Linked DNA regions of Homo sapiens: regions 1 and 3 are each linked to region 2. A link is an interaction called in ENCODE POLR2A ChIA-PET data of the cell type or tissue named here. Cell type or tissue: MCF 10A. All regions are shown on one strand.

Region 1 (8,000 bases), 89 kb before region 2:
TAAATCTGTACTGAATAAATGCCTGCAGCGCAGGCTTGTCAGGGCTGCGGCTGCTACAACCCTTTAGGACACCCTCCTCGGGGTCTGTGAGCGGCCTGGTCCCCTAGCCCGCTCTTTCACTGGATACCTACACCTGAGTACTCCTTTCATCCATCGCTGGGCCAGACCCAGCAGTGCACTCCAGTCTGGGCAACAGAGCAAGACCCTATCTCTAAAACAACCACAACAAAACCCATTTTAAGTGTACAATTCAGTGGGTTTTAGTCCATTTGCAATGTTGTGCAACCATCACTATCTAGTTCCAGAACATTTGCATCACCACAAAAGGAAATCTTTTACCCAATAAGCAGTCATTCTATATTGTTCCCATGACCCAGACCCTGGAAACCACTAATAGGGGATTTGCTTATTCCGGATGTTTCATATAAATGAAATTTATATAGCCTGTTGTGTCTGTCTTTCATGCAGCATAAATTTTAAAACTTCATCCATGTTATAGCATGTATCAGTACTTCAGGGTTTTGGGGTTGTTTTTAGTTAAAGAGCATATTTACCTTTGTAAATTTACCTTATTTCCAGACACATTCATTTTTAATAAGCTTACAAAAAGTCAAATATCTAAATAAGCATTTTATTCTTACAAGTTGTTGTTTTCTAAAGTTATACACTTATTCTAATAACATTGCCATTTCTTGAAATGTTTTTGAGGTTTTTTCCAAAAGAATTCTAATTTTTTGGGGGAAAATTTAAAAGATTTTTTTTAATTATGGCAAAATTTATATAACATAAAATTTACCATGTTAACCATTTTTTAGTGTACAGCTCAATGGCATTAAGTACATTCATATTGTTATGCAACCATCACCACCATGCATCTCCAGAACTTTTTCATTTTCCCAAACTGAAATTATAACTTTTAAGCAATTAACTTCCCCATTACTCCCCTCCTGCCAGCCCCTGGCAACCACCATTCTATTTCTCGTCTCTATGCATTTAACTACTCTAGGTACTTTATGTAAGTGGAACAACAGAATTTTTGTCCTTTTGTTTCAGGCTTATTTGACTTAGCATAATGTTTTCAGGGCTACCTGTGTCTCTCAGAATTTCAGTTCTTTGTTTTAACTTTAGGTTCAGGGGTATATGTGCAGGTTTGCTATATAGGTACACTGTGTTTCACAGGGGCTTGGTGTACAGATAATTTAATCACCCAGGTAATAAACATAGCTACCCGATAGGTATATCTTCTGATCCTTTCCCTCCTTTTACCCTTCACCCTCAAAAAGGCCCCAATGTCTGTTGTTCCCCTTCTAGTATCTGTGTGCTCGTTGTTTAGCTCCCACTTAGAAATGAGAACTTGCAGTATTTGGCTTTCTGTTCCTGTGTTACTTAGCTTAGGATAATGACCTCCAGCTGTATCCATGTTGCTGCAAAGGACATGATCTCATTCTTTTTTATTGCTGCATAGTATTCTATGGTGTATATGTACTACATTTTAAAAATCCAGTCTATCATTGATGGGCATGTAGGTTGATTCCATGTCTTTGCTATTGTGAATAGTGCTGCAGTGAAATGCACGTGCATGTATCTTTATGGGAGAGCAATGCATATTCCTTTGTGTATATACCTAATAATGGGATTGCTGCATCAAATGGTAATTCTGTTTTATATTTTTCAAGCAATCTACACTGCTTTCCACAATGTCTGAACTAATTTACACTCCCACCAGCAGTGTATAAGTGTTCCCTTTTCTCTGCAACCTTGCCAGCATCTGTTATTTTTAGACTTTCTTTTTCTTTTCTTTTCTTTTCCTTTTTCTTTTTTTTTTGAGACAGAGTCTGCCTCTGTTGCCCAGGCTGGAGTGCAATAGTGTGATCGCAGCTCACTGCAACCTCTGCCTCCTGGGTTCAAGCGATTCTCATGCCTCAGCCTGCTGAGTAGCTGATATTACAGGTGTGTGTCACTTTGCCTAGCTAATTTTTGTATTTTTAGCAGAGACAGGGTTTCACCATGTTGGTCAGGCTGTTCTCGAACTCCTGACCTCAAGCAATCCACCCACCTTGACCTCCCACAGTGCTGGGATTACAGGCATGAGCACTGCGTCTGGCTTTTTTTGCTTTTTAATGATAGCCATTCTGACTGGTGTGAGATGGTCTCTCATTGTGGTTTTGATTTGCATTTCTCTAATGATTAGTGACATGGAACATTTCTTTATATACTTGTTGGCCACATGTATGTCTTCCTTTAAAAAGTGTCTGTTCATGTCCTTTGCTGACTTTTTAGTGGGGTTGGTTTTTTTTTGCTTGTACATTTGTTTAAGTCCCTTATAGATTCTGTGTATTAGACCTTTGTTGGATGCATAGTTTGCAAATGTTTTTTTTCCATTCTATAGGTTGTCTGTCTACTCTTTTGATAGTTTCTTTTGTTGTGCAGAAGCTCTTTAGTTAGTTAGTTAGTTCGTTAGTTAGTTATTTAGTTAGTTAGTTTATTTTTGAGACAGAGTTTCGCTCTTGTTGCCCAGGCTGGAGTGCAATGGCATGATCTCGGCTCATCAAAACCTCCGCCTCCCGAGTTCAAGCAATTCTTCTGCCTCAGCCTCCCAAGTAGCTGGGATTACAAGCGCCCACCATGCCCAGCTAATTTGTTTTTTTTTTTAATTTTTAGTAGAGATGGGGTTTCACCACGTTGGCCAGGCTGATCTAGAATTCCTGACATCAGGTGATCCACCTGCCTCGGCCTCCCAAATTGCTGGGATTACAGGCATGAGCCACCGCACCTGGCCTAGTTTAATTATTAATAGGTCCCATTTGTCATTTTTTGTTTTTGTTGCAATTGCTTTTGGCATTTTTGTTGTGAAATCTTTGCCAAGTCCTATGTCCAGAATGGTACTTCCTAAATTATCTTCCAGGGTTTTTATAGTTTTAGGTTTTACATTTAAGACTTTAATTCCTCTTGAGTTGATTTTTTTATGTGGTGTAAGGTAGGGGTCCAGTTTCAATCCTCTGCGTATAACTAGGCGGTTATCCCAGCACCATTTATTGAATGAAAGTCTGTTCACTATTGTTTGTTTTGTCAGCTTTGTCAAAGGTCAATTGTTGTAGGTGTATGGCATTATTTCTGGGCTCTCTTCTGTTCCATTGGTTTATGTGTCTGTTTTTGTACTAGTACCATGCTGTTTTGGTTACTGTAGCCTTGTAGTATAGTCTGAAGTTGGGTAGTGTGATGCCTCTGGCTTTGTTCTTTTTGCTTAAGATTGTCTTGGCTACGTGGGCTCTTTTTTGGTTCCATATGAATTTTAAAATAGTTTTTTTTTCTAATTCTGTGAAGAATGTCATTAGTAGTTTGATAGGAATAGCATTGAATCTGTAAGTTGCTTTGGATAGTATAGCCATTTTCATGCTATACTATCCATGAGCATGGAATATTTTTCCATTTGTTCATGTCATTTCTGATTTTGTTGAGCAGTGTTTTGTAATTCTCATTGTAGAGATCTTTCACCTCCCTGGTTAGCTGTATTCCTAGGTATCTAGGTATTTTTGAATTTTAATCCTTTTCTTTTTTTTTTTTTTTTTTGAGACAGGATCTGGCTCTGTCACCCAGGCTGGAGTGCAGTGGTGCTGTGTCCGGAATTGGTGGGTTCTTGGTCTCACTGACTTCAAGAATGAAGCCACGGACCCTTGCCATGAGTGTTACTGTTCTTAAAGATGGTGTGTCTGGAGTTTGTTCCTTCAGATGTTCAGATGTGTCTGGAGTTTTTTCCTTCTGGTGGGTTCGTGGTCTTGCTGACTTCAGGAGTGAAGCTGCAGACCTTCGCGGTGAGTGTTACAGTTCATAAAGGTGGCGGTCCAGAGTTGTTCGTTCCTCCCATCCAGAGTTGTTCGTCCCCCCTGGTGGGTTTATGGTCTCACTGGCTTCAGGAGTGAAGCTGCAGACCTTCACAGTGAGTGTTACAGCTCATAAAGGTGGCATGGACCCAAAGAGTGAGCAGCAGCAAGATTTATTGCAAAGAGCGACAGAACAAAGCTTCCATAGCATGGAAGGGCACCCAAGCGGGTTGCCACTGCTGGCTCGGGTGGCCTGCTTTTATTCCCTTATCTGGCCCCACCCACATCCTACTGATTGGTTCATTTTACAGAGAGGTGATTGGCCCGTTTTACAGAGAGCTGATTGGTCCGTTATGACAGAGTGCTGATTGGTGCATTTACAAACCTTTAGCTAGACACAGAGCACTGATTGGTGCATTTACAATCCTTTAGCTAGACACAAAAGTTCTCCAAGTCCCCTACCCGATTAGCTAGACACAGTGCACTGAGTGGTGCATTTACAAACCTTTAGCTAGACACAGAATGCTGATTGGTGCATTTACAAACCTTTAGCTAGACAAAGAGTACTGATCAGTGTGTTTACAAACCTTTAGCTTGACAGAAAAATTCTCCAGGTCCCCACCCGACCCAGAAGCCCAGCCGGCTTCACCTCTCAATGGCACTTGCCACGGGACTTTGCAGCACCTAGCCCAGGCACTCCGGCAGCCCAGAGGGAGCTCATACCCCAATCAAGCCCAGCAAGTGCCGGCCGGCCGTGCAGAGTGCGGGGCCCTCCGAGCCTGCGCCCACCTGGAACCCATGCCACCTGCGAGTGCTGCATGCAGCCCCGGCTCTTGCCCGCACCTCTCCCTCCACACCTCCCCACAAGCAGAGAGAGCTGGCTCCGGCCTCAGCCAGCCCCAGAGAGGGGCCCCCACAGCACAGCGGCAGGTTGAAGGGTTCCTCAAGCGTGGCCAGAGCAGATGCTGAGGCCGAGGAGGCACCGAGAGCGAGCAAGGGCTGCTAGCACGTTGTCACCTCTCAATCCCCCCTCTAAACAGGACACCCCAACTGCTGTTGGGAATTTGGCTGATGACCACTGTAGCTACTTCCTGCTGGATAGGGGCGAAGAAGCGGCCCTGCAGTTGTAGTCTCCTCCAGAAGGGAACTCTTTAGGCTAGTGGAAGGGCCCAGCAGGTCAGTCCAGGGGTCCTTGGTAGAAGCTGTTAATTGAGCTCATTTGGGGTTCCATTTGTAAGACCATCTGTAGCTTGATGGCCTCGATTCTAGAGGAAACAAATTTGACAAGTAGGTTAAAAATACAGAGTCCAAAGGTGAGTAACAGCAAGATGGCTGCCACGGGACCTAGAAAGGGGAGAAGCCATGTTGCTCAACTCCAGAGGTTGTTATAAGAGTTTGAAAGGCATTGTCTGATTTCAGAAGCCTTTTTCTGTAAACACTGGATGGCATCTCATACTATCCCTGACTGGCTAGTGTAAAAACAACACTCTTCCCCTAAGAAGCTGCAGAGTTCTCCTTTCTCAGCAGTGAGGAGGTCTAGGCCTCAGTGGTTTTGGAGAGTCACTGCTGCTAAAGAGTCTATTTGGGATTGTAGAGTAAGGATAGATTTCGTCACTTCCTGCAAACTGTCTGAGAAATTCTTTGAGAGTGTGTGGCAGTAAGATAATGCATGTTACACTGTTAACTTTTAGCAAACTTTACTTTAGTTGAAAACCTTGTAAGTTTGGGATTTTAATTTTTCTTTGCTATTAATAAAACCTTGTTCAGTCCATATTAACTTAGAATTGGTATAGATGTCTCCCTCCTGATTCTGTAAGTACTTTAAGATTTGGCTGAGTGCAAACAACTCGCACATTTGAGCAGACCAATTATTAGGCAATTTTCCTAACTCTGCTTCTATAAGAATTTCCTTATCACTTACTGAATGCCCATTGTGTCTTTTTCCATAATCGCTCAGGAGGAACCATCTATCATCCTCTCCTGAAGGGAGTTCCTACTAGGTCTGGTCAGACCTTCAAATTTAGATCCCCTGTTAGGAAACCTGCTGGGTTAAGGATATTTGATAGGAAGGCTACGGGTTGTCAGTGGCCTCAGTGCTTTTTGGCTATGCCCTTGTTTGCGCTGACAACAAAGTGGTATTGGAGTGTTATAGGGTCATGGAGAAGACCTTCAATTATCAATTATAGGTTTTAAATTTATCCTGGCTTTTAAAGGAATAGGGTACACTGTTTTTTCTTTACTACTTCCATCTCTCTTTCTCTTTGACTCCTTTGTCTCTCTCTTTCTGACTCCCTCTTTGTCTGTCTCTTCCTCTCTTTCTCCTTCTTTGACTTTTGTCTCTCTGTTTCTGTCTCTCTGTCTCTTCCTCTCTGTCTCCTTCTTTTTGTCTGTTTCTTCCTCTCTTTCTTTTTCTCTGACTTCCTATCTCTTTCTCTCTTTCCTTTCTGCTGGTCTTTCCCTGTCTCTGCTAGCTGCTTATGCTACTGTTCTCCCCTCTCCTTCCCCTTTTTGATGGCTTCAGCAGTGTAAGACTGCCACCTCCTTGGGTTTTTGCACTGTGTGCAATAACTCCATAATTTCCTTGTGGTATTTAACAGGGGTTCCCCCAGAGGTTAGGAACTCCCTTTCTTTCCATATTGCAGCATGGGCATGTAGGATTAGATAAGCATACTTGCTATCTGTATACACATTTTTTCTTTTTCCCTTTCCCAGTTCTAAGGCTCGGGTAAGTGCCACTAGTTCTGCTAACTCGGTGCTGGTCCCTGGGGGAAGAGGCTTACTTTCAAGTACAGTTACATCACTAACTATGGCATAACCTTCCCTTCATATCCCATTCTCCACAAATGAACTTCCATCGGTATATAGGTTAAGGTCAGGATTAGCTAAGGGGATGTCTCAGAGATCATCTCGGGTGGCATAAGTCTCGACTGTAATTTGTTGGCAGTCATGCTCGATTGGTTCCCCATCCTCTGGGAGAAAAGTGGCAGGGTTGAGGGCCATGCATGTACATATTTGAAGCACCAGTCCCTCAAGGAGTAGCGCCTGATATCTAAGTAAGTGATGTCTGATAGCCATAAACTTCTTTTGGCACCTAGTGTGCCATTTACATCATGAGTAGTCCAGACAGTGAGATCCTTTCCTTGTATTATTTTGATAGCCTCGACACTAAGACCGCCACTGCCGCAACTGTCTGTAAACAGTGAGGCCAGCCTTTTGCTACTACATCAGTTTCCTTACTTAGGTATGCCATTGGTTGTGAGGTTGTCCCACGAGTCTGAGTAAGGACTCCAAGAGCTATCCCTGCTCTCTCTGTGATGTATAAAGAGAAGTTTTGTCCTGTGGGAAAGCTTAAACCTGGAGCATGTATTAGGGCCTGCTTTAAGGTTTTGAAGGCTGTTTCTGCCTCTGGTTCCCATTCTACTAGATGAGTATTTGCTCTCTGGGTCTCCTTGATTAGAGGATAGAGGGGCCTGGCTATCTTGCTGTATCTGGGGATCCATAGTCGGCAAAAGCCAGTGATTCCAAGGAACCCCCGCAACTGTTTTAATGTCTTAGGGTGAGGATAAGCCAGTATAGGCTGTATTCGTTCCTTGCTGAGGGCCCTGGTCCCTTTGGCAAAGATTAGGCCTAGATATTTGATCTGATGTAGGCAAAGCTTGGCCTTTGACCTAGACACCTTGTACCCTTGATCAGCTAAAAAGTTCAAGAGATCTACAGTAGCCTGCTGGCACAAGGCTTCCGAACTGGTAGCCAAAAGTAAGTCATCCACATACTGAAGGACCAGAGTGCCTGGACTTGAGAAGTGACCAAGATCTTGGGCCAGGGCCTGACCAAACAGGTGAGGGCTATCCCTAAACCGTTGGGGCAAGACCATCCACGTAAGTTGGACGTGTGGTCTGTGGGATCCTCAAAGGCAAAGAGAAACTGGGAGTCAGAGTGCAGGGGAATACAGAAGAAGGCATCCTTGAGGTCCAAAACAGTGAACCATTCTGCTTCCTCTGGTATTTGAGAGAGCAATGTATAGGGGTTGGGTACAACTGGATATAGAGGAATTACTGCCTCATTGATGAGTCTAAGATCTTGCATTAGTCTCCACTGACCGTTCAGTTTTTGTGCTCCTAGAATTGGGGTGTTGCAGGGACTGCTGCATTTCCTTACTAAGCCTTGAGCTTTTAAATG
Region 2 (8,000 bases):
ATTTTATGATTATTTATTTATCTGAGACAGGCTTGCTTTATTGCCCAGGTTTTGTGGTCTCGGCTCACTGCAACCTCTGCCTTCAGCTATTGATTTTTCCACCTCAGCTTCCTGAGTAGCTGGGACTACAGACGCACTCCACCATGCCAGCTAATTTTTGTATTTTTCTTAGTAGAAATGGGCTTTCACCATGTTACCCAGGCTGGTCTCAAACTTCTGGGCTCAAGGGATTTGCCCACCTCGTCCTCCCAAAGTGCTGGGATTGCAGTCATGAGCCACAGCACCTGGCCTTGTTTTAGGATATATTTTTATTTGAACTGTTCATAGATATCTTCAGCATCTGTGAAACATTTAGTTAGAACATGTCTACTTTCATTTAAGTGTACGTCTGTTTACGGCACTTTAAAATTCATTTTTGATGGTGTCAGTGAGTATGGCTTGGGATAGCATTTCCATTTCTATAATATTGACAATTTTTTTTGTTAGCTAATATCCCCACTTAATAGATCATTAATTACTGACCTAGTCTTTTTATAAAACTGATTGAAGATGGCTTATCTATTATGACGTCTATCTTGTACAATCATGACATCAAATCTCTAGGCATAATTAATAAACTGTTCAAGTTCTTCTTTAATGGCACTCATAATTGTTTATTTGAGGTTTTTTTAGGCTCATGAGAGTTCCTTGGACAACCCTTTGTTGTTCAAAATGAAGTAATTGAGAGAGTATATTTTGTAATATGGAAGACTTTAGGGGACCTGATTAGAAAGTAACTCTTCTCTTTTCTGACAGATTTGGGAGACAGCTTACCTTTTATGTGGGCATGGCAAAGTATGTTTTCTTACCTTGAAACTCATTGAAATTTTATTTTTCCACCCTCTCAGTTGCTGACTTATTCTCCTCTTTTTTTCTGTGTCTCTTTTCAGAATATAATAGAGAATGAGCTTATATGGCAAGCCAAATGTGATAGAGAAATTTTAGAAATTGAACTGCTTTTGATCAAAACGCTTTCTTTTATGCTACCTTTCTCCAAATTCTGTCCTATAAGTTGTTAGTAACCCTATAGAGAGAGCTTCTTTAGTCTTTTTCATTTATAGGGCAGTCACACATTTCAGTCATAATGTGTGACTAATTAAACATTTATTTTTCACAGGGTCTGGCTCTGTGACCCAGGCTGGAGTGCAGTGGCCTGATCATAGCTCACTGCAGCCTTGAACTCCTGGGCTGAAGCCATCCTCCTGCCTCAGGCTCTCAAGTAGCTAGGACTACAGGCATGTACCACCTAATGGGCATGCCCAGCTGATGTTTTTATTTTATTTATTTAGAGATGGGATTTCACTGTGTTGCCCAGGCTGGTCTCAAGTTCCTGGGCTCACGTGATCCTATTGCCTTGACCTCCCAAAGGGTTGGGATTACAGGCACAAGCCACCACTCCCAGCCCCAAATATTGCTTTATAAATTAGAATAAAATTAGGACATTTTTCTGAATATAATTTTTTTTTACATTTCTATATGTAGTATTTAAGAAAACTGTTGGTGATTATTAGTGAAATAGTGGTCTGAATGAAACCTGCTTTGGTATGGGCTGAGAGTTTCCGATCAGATTGATTTAGCTCCAGGTATTTCTCCCATTATTGTAGAATTTTTTTTTTTTTTTTTTTTTGAGACAGAGTCTTGCTCTGTCGCAGGCTGGAGCGCAGTGGCGCGATATTGGCTCACTGCAAGCTCCGCCCTCCCAGGTTCATGCCATTCTCCTACCTCAGCCCCACCGGTAGCTGGGACTGCAGGTGCCCGCCACCACACCCGGCTAATTTTTGTATTTTTTAGTGGAGACGGGGTTTCACCATGTTAGCCAGGATGGTATTGTAGATGTTTACTAGCAAAGCTTTTTACGTAATTTAGATGATAATTTATATTCTGGGAAGAGTAGACTACTTTGAAGTAATACTATTCTTGTTAAACTATGTTATAAAGGATCCTGAGATCAGTCTAAGCATGTGCACACCCATTCTAAAATTTTTATAGAAATAACAGAAAGATGTCATGTGAGTGTGGTGAGTGTGGTGTTTGCGTTAAGTTTATTGAACTGGAATAGAGCTAGAGGATAGACTGTGTTATTAATAGATCAGATATTTTTGAGGATTCCTAGAGGATTGCAAGATAGTAAATAGGATTAGAGAGACAACAGCTAGTAGAAAAAGTTACAGCAGGAGAGAGAATAATTAATAAGTGTTAGTTAACAGCTGACCCTGGGCTTCTTGAGAGAGCCCTGGTGGAAGCTTGAGTTTGGAATCAACAGTTCATAGTAGGAGCATGGCTGTGTTGCCATCACCATGGTAATTAAAGAAGTTCATTCAGAATAGCTGGCTCAATGGAGCCTCCTTTCTGTCCCCTTCAGAGTGGCTGGTTTGCCAGGCTTTCACCTTTAGGATAAGGCTAGAGTCATGGTCTTGCCAGAAAGTGGGTGATCTTTTGTCTGAGGAGTGCGTGAGAGTGGAGAGAGCAGAGAAGAGCTCATACATAGCACTTTGGTTTTTACAGCAGACACAGGACAAGGACATTCCTATTCTGAGTACTGCTCTTCTTGTTAACGTGCCCACCAGCTCCTCACACACATAGAACTTGAAACCAACGATCTTTTAGGACAGCCAGACCTACGCAAATGCAGAGGAAACCCTCTTGAGATACTTACACTAACCATCTTTCATTCACAAAGCCGTACAGCCAACCAGGGATTTCCAGACACTTGAGGACAACCAAGAGATTGGAACATGGAAGAGTCTCCTTCGAGGGGCAGTAATTTAATGAGTGAGGGCTATATTTCTGTTCCTTTGCTTTTTCTTTTTCTTTTCTTTTTTTTTGCCTTCCTGTACTGCTTTTTATTGGAATGATATTTTATGTTTTGCTAGTAACCTATACATTTTTTAACATGTGTAACTAAAATTTTCTTGTTTGAAGTTACTAACATTTCTACTGGCCCCTCTCTACTTCATAAGCCAATCTCCTTTGCACACATTAGCTACCCTTCAAGTATCTACTCTTTCTAGTTAATTGCTTTTTGAATACACCAAAGATAAAGCATGGAAGATATAATTATAGAAGCTAATGTAAATGTTATAATCCCTGAATATATGAGTAAGTGGCTGGGAGGTGGAGGAAATGAGGGATAGCAGGAAAGGTGAATGTGCTTATTTCCTTTTGTTTCATAGCCCGGATTTCTTACGTGCTATATGAGAATTGGTAAATCTAGCTAAAGATTTAGATGTAGAACCAGTAGAAGCACTAGAACAATACTCTACCCAGTGACACGTAATAAAAATTAGGAGGTGGCCTGTGGAAGGAGAGTTGGGAGGTAGTGTGTGTGTCAATTTCTCTTCTTGCAAAAGCACAGAATTAAGAGCTGTTGACTGAGGCATGCAATATATTATTTAAAGTTATGATAATCATTATTAAGAACTAAAACCGTTAATGGGTATTGTCTCCAGGGAAATGAACCTTAAGAGAGGGAGTGGTGAATAATACTTTGAGTTTTACACCCTCTTTACAGTTTGAATTATTTTTAGATTGTGAACTTAGAGTACTTATAAAATAAAAGGTTTTATACAAAGCATATGAAAGGGATTTGGTGCTTGTTCTGATATTTTAACTGTCCATAGGAAGCTAACCTCAGACTTTTACATAGGTTAAAGAGTGGTCTCTTTTCCATTTACATAGTGGCTTTCAAAACCAAGTGTACTTGAACAAGGTACTTCACTCTACTGGGGCAAGTTTCCATCACGTTGCTCACTTTGGTAAAATGATTACTTAGAAAAATCCAAATGACTCATGTTTCTAGTCATACCTTTACATAATGCTTTACGTTTTACAGCACTTTCACATTCACTATTTGATTTCTGTAACCCCGAGGTAGGCAGAGTAGGTATTTTCCTGTATGATATGGTGAGGAAACTAAGACTGAGAAAGTGACTCACCCAGAGTCACGTGGTTTGAGAAGTGGTGGTGGAGCTCACTGCTCACCCTCTCACCAGGAGGGTTTCACACCTGTGCAGCCTTCTGGCCTGCTATGGCTAAAGTGTCTCTTACCAGTTCTTACCTTTCTTCTTTGTAATGTACCCACACTCAAGTTCCCATATTGACTGCTTCCTGCATTCTGAATTTGTATTCAAATTGTGTTTAACATATGTAAATCTGTGCTTATTTTAAAAAATGAATTTTACTGCATTTTGAAAATGCCACACATAAACTTTGAGTGTCATTCAGCTCTTGTTATTTCTATAGCTGCACAACACTATTCCTTCCTTACTTTCATGAACTGATCTTTTCATCCAGAATTTTTCTGACACCCTTGTTTTTAAGCGTCACGGCTTGCTGAAGCAAAGTGGTGGAATTTAAATGTTGTTGCCTTCAAGAATTAGCTAATCTTTTGGACTTGTGATACTTGTGTAATCTTTTTGGACTTGTGATTTGACCTCATTTGATCCCTGCAGAAATGGTTCTCATCCAGGAAATTTGAGATTTCAACAAGTGACTCACTGAAAAAACCACGTTAGTCGTGGGGAAGTAAGCGTGCTCAGCTCTTGTTTTGGGACCCCAGTGTGATACCGTTGATACGATTGATTTAATAATACCTTTGACTAGTCATTCCAGTGTCTGGAATTCCTCAGGGATGGTTTCTGTCAAATTCTTTTTTCCTGCAAATACACCATATTTTCCTTTTTTTTTTTTTTTGGCATGTTTTGTGATTTTTTTTGTGTGTGTGTGAGAACTGAACAGTTTGAATGTTGTAATGTGGTGACTCTGAAAATCAGATTCTCCACCTCCTCAGTGATTGCTTTTTTGAGGCTTGCAGTCATCCATTTGTATAATGACTTTTCTAAACCAGTTTTGCAAAGTCTGTATTCCTTGTTGTGTGTGGTCACTGAAGTTTCTGTCTTACTATCTCTGGACAGCTATGACTTGATAGAGATTTAGTATAATGTCTGGATCCCCATCCCCCTCAATAAAGGGAAAAAAACAAGAAAGGTTGCAGCCTAAGGGGACAGAAACAAAAGCAAGAATCTGTGCTGTTTCCCCAGGCTACTGCCAGAACTGAGCAAAATGCACAATCCTAAATTGTTGAGGGCAAGGTTCCCGCTGCCAGCCCTGTTACTAGGCAGCTGCTCTAGGAGGTGGTCCTGTGCCCGCCTCTGGGGATGCTGAGGAGTAGGGAATAGTAGCTGGTTTGCATGCTGTGCTCTCTTCTCCCTTCATCAACTACTGCCCTGGGTGTTTAATGTCTGATTAGGTTCTAAGGTTCAGAATAGTTGATTCTGATGTATTTTTCAGCTTAATGGTTTTGGTGGAAGGACTAACCCTGGGAGCTTTCTACTCTGCCATTTTTCATGTTGGTCACTCCACTCGTATGTTTTGGATGTGACCGTGCTTCATGCCAGTTGGCAGCCAGTTCTTTTCTACTTCCCCACCATTTATCAAAGAGTGGTGCTTTCTTGTTGTTGAAAAGACCGAAACTACATTAATGGAATAAAGTTCTTTGCAGCATTTCTCTAACATCCTTCACAAAAATTATGCATACATTTATTTTTATTTGCTATTATTATTATTAAGAGATAGGGTCTCACTCTGTCGCCCAGGTCATAGTTCACTGCAGCCTCGAACTCCTGGGCTTAATGATCCTCCTGCCTCAGCCTCCCGAACAGCTGGGACTACAGGCGTGCTCCACAACATCCTCTGTAGAGACAGAGTCTTGCTATGTTGCCCAGCCTTCTCTAGAACTCCGGGCCTTAAGCAGTCCTCCTGCTCTGACTTCCCAAAGTGCTGGTATTATGGGCATGAACCACTGCACCTGGCCTACGCATAGCTTTAGAGTGACACTGTCATTTTATGAGCTGTTGATGGTGTGGTTACTAAGAATGGTTTTTATTTTTGCAGAACTTAAAAGTTGTTTTCAGTTCTTCCACAGTTTTATAGCTGGAAAATGGTAAGAGAGAACCACATTTTATAGGTCAGGGGAATCGAGGTCTAGAAAACAGGACTGGCAGAGATGCTGCTTTGTTCTTTCCACTTAACTGTGGTTTAATATAATATTCCTGTTGTCTCAGTGACACGGAAAGAGCTACAGGTCACTTTCTTATTGTGGTAAGAATGAAGAACTCTTTCTAGATAGTTCACAATATGAGTACTTTTTTTTATTTGAAGTGTATGGAATATTCCGAGTATTTGATAAAACTATGTAAGTTTGATGATAATTTGCTTTTTATTAGGGTGAGTCAGAGTCTGCATATGGAATCTGGAGTATGAACTCCGTTACTATTAAACTAAGTCAGTCCATAATGTAATTTGTTGATTTTGGTTTCACTTGAACTTAATAATACCTTGTATTTATATAGTGATTTTCTTCTCAGGAGTGGTAGGTACTTTACAGATACTTTATTATACTGTAACATAGGTGCTGGGAAAAATAGAAGCGTTCATGTTTTTATAAGTGGAAAAGCATCAACACAGGTTTTCTCACTGAGCATAATCACAGAAATCTGTTATCCAAGTCAGGTGTCTGAAGGGTACGCAGGGTGGCAATCCAGGGATCCTTGCTTTTTATAGAGCTGAAACATTATTTGGTGGAATAGATATAGAAATTATCAAGAATATGGTAGAAAGAGCTTGATGAAACATTCTTGTAATTTGTTCACCAAAGTGGGTGAATCCCTGCATTGAAGACAATGTGAAGATGCTGAAAAAACACATCTTGCCCACCCTTTTTGCCTTAGGTAAGGTGCCAGTTACGGAGTTCAGATATAGTTATGTTTTAAATGTTAGCTATCCATGAGAGTATTTTATTAATTTTTTGAAAGTTTTTTGTATTGTTAGGAAAGTAGGATCTGTAAAGTTTCATCGTGCACTCAAGTATGTTCTTATGCTGAGTTTGGTCATATTTGAGAATTTTCCTTTTGATGTTATTGTTAAGCCAAATGTGAAGGCTTGACAGAGTGGTTCTTGGAAAAGCCAGTATTATTACTACTGTTACTTCTAACAGAGATGAAGTAATGAGATTTCTTTCATTAGCTCATTGTCTCATTGTGAACATTTACAGATCAAAAGCTTGTTTTTCGTTCGTTTATTTTTTTGGCATCCAGTGATCTTATATTTCCATATCTTGACTGAGTTAAAAGACTTAAGGTAAATCCGAATCTTCTTTTGTTCTCTCTAAATATTCTCTATAACACATTTAGCCATGAATTATGTGGTGAAACTTTTCATTGAAAATACTGAATAAAATAATCGGAATACTGTGCTTTTTGACATGTCTAATAGGAACATTGAGTTTCTAGTGGACGTTTGAACTTTTGAAAGTTAAAATTACATGCCTGTTGGTTTTGGCTTAGTTATTTAGCAGTGAATTATAATATTGATTCAGATATGTAACTTGTTTTTTATTACATAAGTGGAGTCCTCTGAGTAAATTTAAATTTGCAGTTACTTGCGCAGTGATTAATCATAGAATTGGATTTTTTCTGAAGAGATGAGAAATTTAGATGTTTAATATGTTACATATGTGCTTCTGTGGTGGCAGTTGAAGGAGAAAGTAAACTACTTTTAATTTCTTCTGGGAAGAAATTCAGTTTTTGAGAACTTGCCAGAAATCTTCCCTATCAGGTTGAAGATTTTTAGGAGGGATATGGAGGGTAGGTGGGAGAATGGGATGTATACACAAACATAAACACTACTGGACGGCAAAATTATATTGTTTCTCTTTCTTCCTGCAATGGAACAAATGGTTTTCAGAAGACCTGTGATAGGAATAGAGGCAAAGGCCCTTTGATCATGTGATTATTAGAGCTTGATAACTGGTTGTACAATATTTCATTTCTCTCAGACTTAGCAACATGTTCTGACTTCTCCATTAGTGTTGGCAGCTGAACCTCTCTGTTCCCTTTTATGTCATTGGTACCATATATCTTACTGAGGGTCACTTTGCTTTGTGCCGATTTCTGATTTTAAGC
Region 3 (8,000 bases), 77 kb after region 2:
ATTTGAGATTAGGTGGAGTTGAAATGGCTATTAGGATTCTTAATTAGACTCTGTTTTTGGTGTGCTCACAAACTGTGTTATAAAGTCTATAGTGATTCTGAGGCATTTGATAATTGAGGACACACTGGTAAAACCAAACTAACAGCCTCATGTTGAAGAGTGCTGGTGAGTGGCTATTGAAAATTTCTGCCAGAAACTAGTTGCATCTGTATCATTTGATCTAGCATAAAACATTTCCTTTTCACTTATGGAAAGACACATCTTAAAAACCCTTGAAAGGGTTTAGGACAAGAAAAAAAATTCATTTGCTTGGCAATTTGCACATGTTTGGAGAGTTTTGTGAAGTGAACTGACTGCTAGATAGGTTAAAGCCAGCCTAATAGCAAATGGAATTGACCTGGATGTTGCTCTCTGTCATAGATGCAGATGTTTCAGGCAAACAGGAGGTAAGATGACTCGAGTGCAGCCTTTCAGCCTCATCTGGTGCGATAGCCCCTTGGGGTTAGGTTTGCTACCAGGCTCTCTAAGGAAATTCTGTCGTCAAGAGTTATCTGTGGCAGTGTCACTTTCTCTGACACAGGTCTGTTGGCATCCTTCCCAGCACCAATCTAGATCTGGACTGGTGATCACTTGTTGACCATAAGGTGTTTATTATTATTATTATTACTGTTCTGTTTTTGAGGCAGAGTCTCACTCTGTCACCCAGGCTGGACTGCAGTGGTGCAATCATGGCTTACTGCAGCCTTGACCTTCGGGGCTTAAGCAATTCTCCCACCTTAGCCTCCTGAGTAGCTAGGACTACAGGCAACTGCCACCATACCTGGCTAATTATTTTATTTTTTGTAGAGATGGGGTCTCACTTTGTTACCCAGGCTGGTCTTGAACTCCCGGGCTCAAGCGATTCGCCTGCCTTGGCCTTCCAAAGTGCTGGGACTACAGGCATTGAGCTACTGCATCTGGGTGATCATGTTTACTGCCATTCCTTTTGTTATATTTGATTTAATTTTTTAATTTTTTTTTTTTTTCCTTAGAGACAGGGACTTGCTCTGTCGCCCAGGCTGCAGTGCAGTGGTGTGATCATGGTTCACTGCAACCTCAAATTCCTAAGCTCAAGTGATCGTCCTGCCTCTCAGCCTCCTGAGTAGCTGGAACTACAGACATGCCATGATGCCTGGCTAATTTTCAAATTTTTTGTAGAGATGCGGTCTCGCTGTGTTGCCCAGATGGGTCTCAAACTCCTGGCCTCAAGTGATCCTTCAGCCTCAGCCTCCCAAAGCGCTGGGATTACAGGTGTGAGCCACTGTGCCGGGCCATGCCTTCTCCTTTGTATGTTGAGCTAAGCATACACACTTTAAGTAGGCAGTGAGCCAGCTCTTCACAGCCTCATGACCTTGAACAAGTTGCATAGCCCTCCTAAGCCCACATTTCCCATTTGTAAAATGGCTAAAGTAATACCATCTTGAAAGACGTGAAACTCAACTGAGAAACTTAACCTCACACAGTTTGTGGCAATAATTCCCCAAATAGTGTCATCTAGAAATATGCTAAAACCCAACTGTAATTACCCAGATATTTATTGAACATGCGTTATGTGAAGAGCATCGTTATCAGTTGTTGCAAGGAATGTAAAGATGCCTAAGGCAATTTCCATTCTCATGGCGCTTTCCGATGTAGAAGAGGAGTTTTTGTTGTTAAAGGCTAGACAAAATCTATGTAAAATGTCCTTTGGGTTCAGAGAAAGGAGTTACCAGAGGAAGCCTGCTGTGGTTAGGAGTGCAGGTTCTAGAGGCAGATCACCTTCATGCCCCAGCCCCACTCCGGGTGTTATCCTGGGCACCCGCGCCTCAGTGTCCTTATCTATGAAACAGAGAGCGTTATGGATGCCTGCTTAGCTCAGTGTTAGGAGGATTCCATGAGTGAGCATTTAGTTGAAAGTGCTCCGTAAATGTTAGTAATTATCTGTTCATTCAGCACATATTTATTGAGTGCCTACTGCATTCAATTACCAAGAACAGCAAGTTGAGTGAGATTTTGTATATGCAGTTTGGTGAAGGAAACACAAATCAGTAATGAGTTGCAGGGATACAAAGTGTTGAGAGCCATAATGGGAGCATAAATAAGATGATGCAGGAACACCGGGAAAAGGCATCTAAATCATATTACTGAGCAGAAAAGGCCTCAGGGGAAATAGCACGTGAACTGAGCTTCCAAGAAGTCAGGGTTATTTAGATCAAAGATAGGGTGGAGGCGGGCGGCATTCTGGGTTTCAAGAAAACAGTCCATGAGAAGGCATGGTGGCACACACAAGCATCACACGTCTGGGAAGTACAGCTTTCATGTGGCTGCAGTACACTTGGCAATATTTGGCGAGAAAAGGAGGATTCTAATCCCCAAGGGCCCTTTTTATCCAGGTAAGGAGTCTGGATTTTCCTAAAATGGACATAGGGAACTTTTGAGGAATGTTAATGACTGATTTCTCACGATGACATTTTGGTAAGGTCATTTCAGTGGCAGCGGAGGAGGTAGATTGGAGAGGAGAGCCTGACTGGAAGAGAAAGACCCCTGAGAAGGTAGTAGGAATCCCATTGAGAAGGGACAGGAACCTGGACAAGGTGAAGGCACTGGGGTTGGAGGTGGGGGCTCGGGACTCCAGGTACTGAGGGCAGTCTAGGGCGTGGTGGAGAGTTTGCCATGGAAGTAAGCAGGAGGGAGTCTGCTCTTAACCACAAAAGTTGATGTTCTGCAGGGCTCTGTTCTAGGCAGTTTGCTTTGTTTAGACTCTTCTGAAACAACCATGTCTGCTCCCATGGCTTCAGTTATCATCGGATAACAGTGCCTACCAAACCTTTATCTCTAGCCCAGATCTCCCAGGTCCCAGGCCTGTGTCTCCAGCTGTGTCCCCTGTGCAGTTTTACCCAGTTATGACACAGACACCCCAGACTCAACTTGCTCTACCTACTTCCTGCCCCAACACTGACCTTCCTGCAGCTTCCCTCACCCTGCACGGTGCCATCATCCACCCATGTGCACCTGTCATTGGCTGGAAACCTTCCTTCAGTCCTTCATCTTCCTCCTGCACAGACATTCAGACATTGAGCAAGTTCTGTTAGTAGGACTGGCTCTGCAAACTCTCCTGAACCTGTCTTACCTCTCGTCCATTGCCCTGGTGAGGCTAGTCACCTGGGCCTCCTGCTCAACCTTTCTGCCTGCAGGCTTGGCCTTTACAAACACATTCTCACAGTGAAATTTGAGGGCTCTTTTTAAAGTGTACACATTTATTGAATAGATGCTGAAAGAACTCTCTGGCTTAAGACACTGCAGTGACTCCATGTTCCTCTGAGCAAAATCCATTTTCTTTAACCAGGTCCCTGAGAGCTCAGCTCCTAAACACCTCTGTCACTCTGTCTCTTGGTCTCTCTGTCTCGTCTCTCTCAGGCACACACACCCTCACCCTGTCTACAATCTGGGCATCTGCCATACTGACTCAGTCCCTGGAATGCATTGTGCATGAGCCCTCTCCCTGCTAAACCATGTGCATGTGTCATTTCTCCTGCCTGGAAAGCTCCCACCCCACCCCAACTTCTTACTTTGAAAACCCAGCCATCCTTCAGGTTTCAGCTTATGTCGCCACCTCAGGAAGTCTTTCCTGATTCCCTCCTGAGTGTTTCCACAGCCCCAGCACTTCCTCCGTCCCAGCACCTCCACACTGAGATGTGACTGCCTGTTGACCCGGCTGCCAGCTCATGACCTCACACCACCACCAGCAGACAGCCTCCCTACCTCAGTGGATTCCGCATTGTGAGGGCAGGGCTGTGAGCAATGTGTGCATCTTGTCTGCATGTGCCTAAGGAATAGCAAATGAATACATGAACGAGTGGGTAACTGGACTTCTCATTTCTGGCTTGGGTGACTAGTTAATAGCACCTACACCTAGAGAACAGGGGAGGATGAATTCCTATTGGGGAATGGTAATGTTTGATCTTGAACTTAGTGAGCTCCTGCTGGATTGAGTCCCTGGAAGGCAATGTGCGTGAGCCTTCTCCCCACTGAACATGTGCACGTGTCATTTCTCCTGCCTGGAGCACTCCCACCCCACCCCAACTTCTTAGTTTCAAAACCCAGCCATCCTTCAGGTTTCAGCTTATGTCTCAAGCTTCAGCTTATCTCCTGCTGGAGATGCCCAGCAGGTGGTTAGACACGTGGAGCAAGAGTTCAGGGAGGGCAGCGCTAACCATGGGCTTGGGAGTCATTAGTGTGGCATTGCTATTTGAAACCATTAATTTAGAAGAGGAAGTGTGTGTAGATTAAGGTGTACAGGGGGCCCTGATGGTGTCCTGGGGAACACGGAGGAGGTGCAAGTAGGAAACCCACAAGGCAGACAGAAAAGGCAGCAGGGAGAGACCCGGAAGAGAGTAGCCCACAGGGTCAGATGATGGACAGCCACGCAGGATAAGGATAAAAACATGTCCCTTGGATTTGACAATGAGGTCACAGTTGATCTGGGGGTGGGGGTGCGAAGCGCAAGCTAGATTGCAGAGATGTGACTGCGTGGGCAAGAGGAAATGGAGGGCTGGGCTGACCACTCCTTCCAGGAGCTGCCTGGGAAGGGGAGCAGGGAGCAAGTGAAGGGAGGGAAGGCAGGGAGTTGCAGCCCTTTGCACATTCCATGTTTGTAGGGTCTGGTATTTAAATTTTATTTTACAGTCCCTGTCATTGCTTTTTTCTCCCTGGTGTGGTAGAAACATCTCATTAGAGATAATTTAGAACACACAAGATATAAAGAAAAAAAATGCAACTGTAATTAACTCAGACAGCCAGTGCTGACATGCTGGTAAATTTCCCTCGAGTGTGTGTGTCCGGGTGTCCCCAGCCCTCCGTCCTGATGAAAGCACCAGGCCTGTGACATATGCATAGAAAGGGCTCAAACCCATCCCACTCGGGTGGGAAGTCTGGCCCCACTGCCAGCACCTCCTTCTTCCACACACATTATCTCTGGGGATTCTTGCTGGTTGGGGAGGTGATGAGGTTTCCTCCTAATCATTTTTTTTTTCTTTTTCAGATTTTCTAAATTTGCTGCCTTTTAAAAATCACTTTTGTGTGGAGGAAATGCAAGCCTTCTTATTTGCATTCCCTCCATCTGTCCTGTGTGTTCCAGCCATGTAGCAGTGAGCCGCTCCCTCCTAATCAGCCCCAGGAAGCCCTCTGACTCCCAAAGCCACTGTGCTTTTTTTCCTCATACATGGAGGGTTGCTCGGGGAAAATACATTAAGTAAATGCATGACTACATCCCCATGTCATTAGAATCCATCTTAATGGATGTATAATTTTCCATACATTGGTTATTTATTTGGTGGACATATGAGTCCATTTTCTATTCCTTAGAATAGAATATCTGAAAGGGGTAATTTGTAAGAAATGAAATTTGTTTCTTACGGGGCTGGAGGCTGGGAAGTCCAAGGTCAAGGGGGTACCTCTGGTGAGAGCCTTCTTGCTGGCAGGGACTCAGGTCCTGAGGCAGCAAAGGGCACCACCTGGTGAGGGGCACTTACTTGGTGGGGGGCTGTGGGTGCTCACATGCTAGCTCAGGTCGCTCTTCCTCTTCTTACTAAGCCACCAGTCCCACTCCTGTGATAACCCATTAACCCATGAATGGATTAACCCTTTCGTGAGGGCAGAGCTCTCATGATCTGATCACCTCTTAAAAGGCCCCACCTCTCGATACTGCCACATTGGGGATTAACTTGATACCTTAATTTTGGAGGGGAAAATGTATAATAGCCCATGGCTATGGTTTATTCCATATATCCATATATATATATATGTGTGTATATATATATCCATATATATGTGTGTATGTGTATATATATATATATCTCCATATATATATCTCCAACATGTATATACATATATATAATCCATCATATATATACACATATATATCCGTCATATACACACACACACATATATATATCCATCATATATATATATCCATCATATATATATATCCATCATATATATATCCATCATATATATATCCATCATATATATATCCATCATATATATATATCCATCATATATATATATATATATCCATCATATATATATATATATCCATCATATATATATATATATCCATCATATATATATATATTTTGGTGTACCCATCACCCAAGCAGTATACACTGCACCATATTTGTAGTCTTTTATCCCTTGCTCCCTCTCACTCTTCCCCACAAGTCCTCAAAGCCCATTGTATCATTCTTATGCCTTTGTGTCCTCATAGCTTAGCTCCCATGTATCAGTGAGAATATAGGACATTTGGTTTTCCATTCCTGAGTTACTTCACTTGGAATAATAGTCTCCAATCTCATCCATATATATCCATATATATGATGGAATACTACTCAGCCATAAAAAGGAATGAATTAACAGCATTTGCAGTGACCTGGATGAGATTGGAGACTATTATTCTAAGTGAAGTAACTCAGGAATGGAAAACCAAATGTCCTATGTTCTCACCGATATGTGGGAGCTAAGCTATGAGGGCACAAAGGCATAAGAATGATACAATGGACTTTGGGGACTTGTGGGGAAGAGTGGGAGAGGCCAAGGGATAAAAGACTACAAATATGATGCAGTGTATACTGCTTGGGTGATGGGTACACCAAAATCTCACAAATCACCACTGAAGAACTTATATAACCAAATACCACCTGTACCCCAATAACTTATGGAAAAATAAAAATAAATATTTAAAAGAAAAAAATAAAAGCATGATGTTTCATAGGACATCTAGACTGCATCTTGAAATTAGGAACTGGGATTGTGAACTGAAATCATTTTTCCACATAATATTGCTGCCTAAAAAACTAAAATTTAATGGTGTATGATAACCATTTTACTATGTTCATAAATTTTCTGGTTCAGGACACAGCAGGAACAGCTTGTCTCCGCTCCTCAATATCCATGGCCCCAAGTAAGAAGACTCGAAGGCTGGGAACAGCCCGATAGCTAGGGTCCAGGTCATCTGAAGGTTGATGTGGGTTGTCAGCTGGGATCTCGTCTGAGCTGTTGGCTAGACTACCTATGCCTGTGGTCTCACACATACCTCTCCATGTGATCTGTCCACATGGGATAACTTGGGCTTCCTCACAGTATGGCGGCTGGAATCCTGCATGAGCAAGGCAGAAGCGCAAGGCACTTTTATGATCTCCCCTCCAAAGTCACATAGCAGTACATCTGTCACAGTAGGTTGGTCAAGGCAGCCCCAAAGGTCTGCCCAGACCCAAGGACAAGTATGCCATGACATGGTGGAAGGGATGTCAGGGTCACTGCAAGAACAGGTGGCCTGGAAGAAAGATTGCTGCTGCCACACTCAGTGCCACATTTCTTCTCTAGTGGACCTCGTGGAGGAGACCTGTGATCTAAAGAGCACGTGAGGATATTTATTTAGTAAAAGCTTTTCGGGCATATCTGTTATAAAAAGGGCCAGGACAGAATGCACTGAGGAAAGAAGTAAAGACCGGGGAAGGGATTCCAGGCTGTGGAGGTGCCACCAGTCAAAGGTGTTGGGAGCAGGTTTAGATGCTGGCCTTGGTCACATTGTGTAAGGATGTTTCACGGTCATATGCCATTATTCTACCTGCAGGTAAGTGTCCCTGGGTCTGATGCTGCAATGGGCACAGAAAATAGAAGCAGGGAGAGGGTGCATTACCTTGCATATAGTAAGCAATACACACACACACGTGCACGCATGCACACATGAGCACTGCAACTTTTCTAGACAGAACACTGGTTGGGAGGCTCCCTTGCCTGTGGCTTTCACCATGAACTCCTGAATGTGGGACTGGCAGGTTAGGGATACATGAGAGTCAGTAAAGAAAGTGCGGTTTGGAAGCAATCTCTGTCATCTTTTGGTGTCGAAGTATTAAATAGAATCAGCCAACATATTAGTTGCTGAAGTTACAAATCAGTGCATTTCCAAAGAGACATGAATGTAG

Evidence for each region. Peaks named below come from ENCODE experiments on the same cell type or tissue, not always from the same donor. Only the 100,000 strongest peaks of a DNase experiment are listed, where the experiment ranks them.
Region 1: POLR2A ChIA-PET joins it to region 2 with 5 read pairs; 3 of 35 experiments call an interaction of 5 or more read pairs at or near these places.
Region 3: POLR2A ChIA-PET joins it to region 2 with 7 read pairs; 4 of 35 experiments call an interaction of 5 or more read pairs at or near these places.

Annotation. Positions count from the first base shown.
Region 1 is chr13:27,216,433-27,224,432 of GRCh38, reverse strand. It overlaps LOC124903137 (a long non-coding RNA gene), which reads right to left. Exons shown (of 2, transcript XR_007063732.1): 2 at 3,979-5,086. Among named protein-coding and RNA genes, the nearest start is that of LINC00412, 17 kb to the left of the region's middle. In MCF 10A, no CTCF peak of the experiment used is centred here; no DNase peak of the experiment used is centred here.
Region 2 is chr13:27,127,293-27,135,292 of GRCh38, reverse strand. All of the region lies in intron 1 of USP12 (ubiquitin specific peptidase 12), which reads left to right. All of the region lies in intron 1 of USP12-AS1 (USP12 antisense RNA 1), which reads right to left. Among named protein-coding and RNA genes, the nearest start is that of USP12-AS1, 5.8 kb to the right of the region's middle. RefSeq lists a silencer at 4,073-4,122 and an enhancer at 4,153-4,222. In MCF 10A, no CTCF peak of the experiment used is centred here; DNase peaks (open chromatin) are centred at 3,942 and 4,492.
Region 3 is chr13:27,049,907-27,057,906 of GRCh38, reverse strand. It overlaps LOC105370124 (a long non-coding RNA gene), which reads left to right. Exons shown (of 2, transcript XR_941767.3): 1 at 1-2,411. Among named protein-coding and RNA genes, the nearest start is that of USP12-AS1, 72 kb to the left of the region's middle. In MCF 10A, no CTCF peak of the experiment used is centred here; a DNase peak (open chromatin) is centred at 3,506.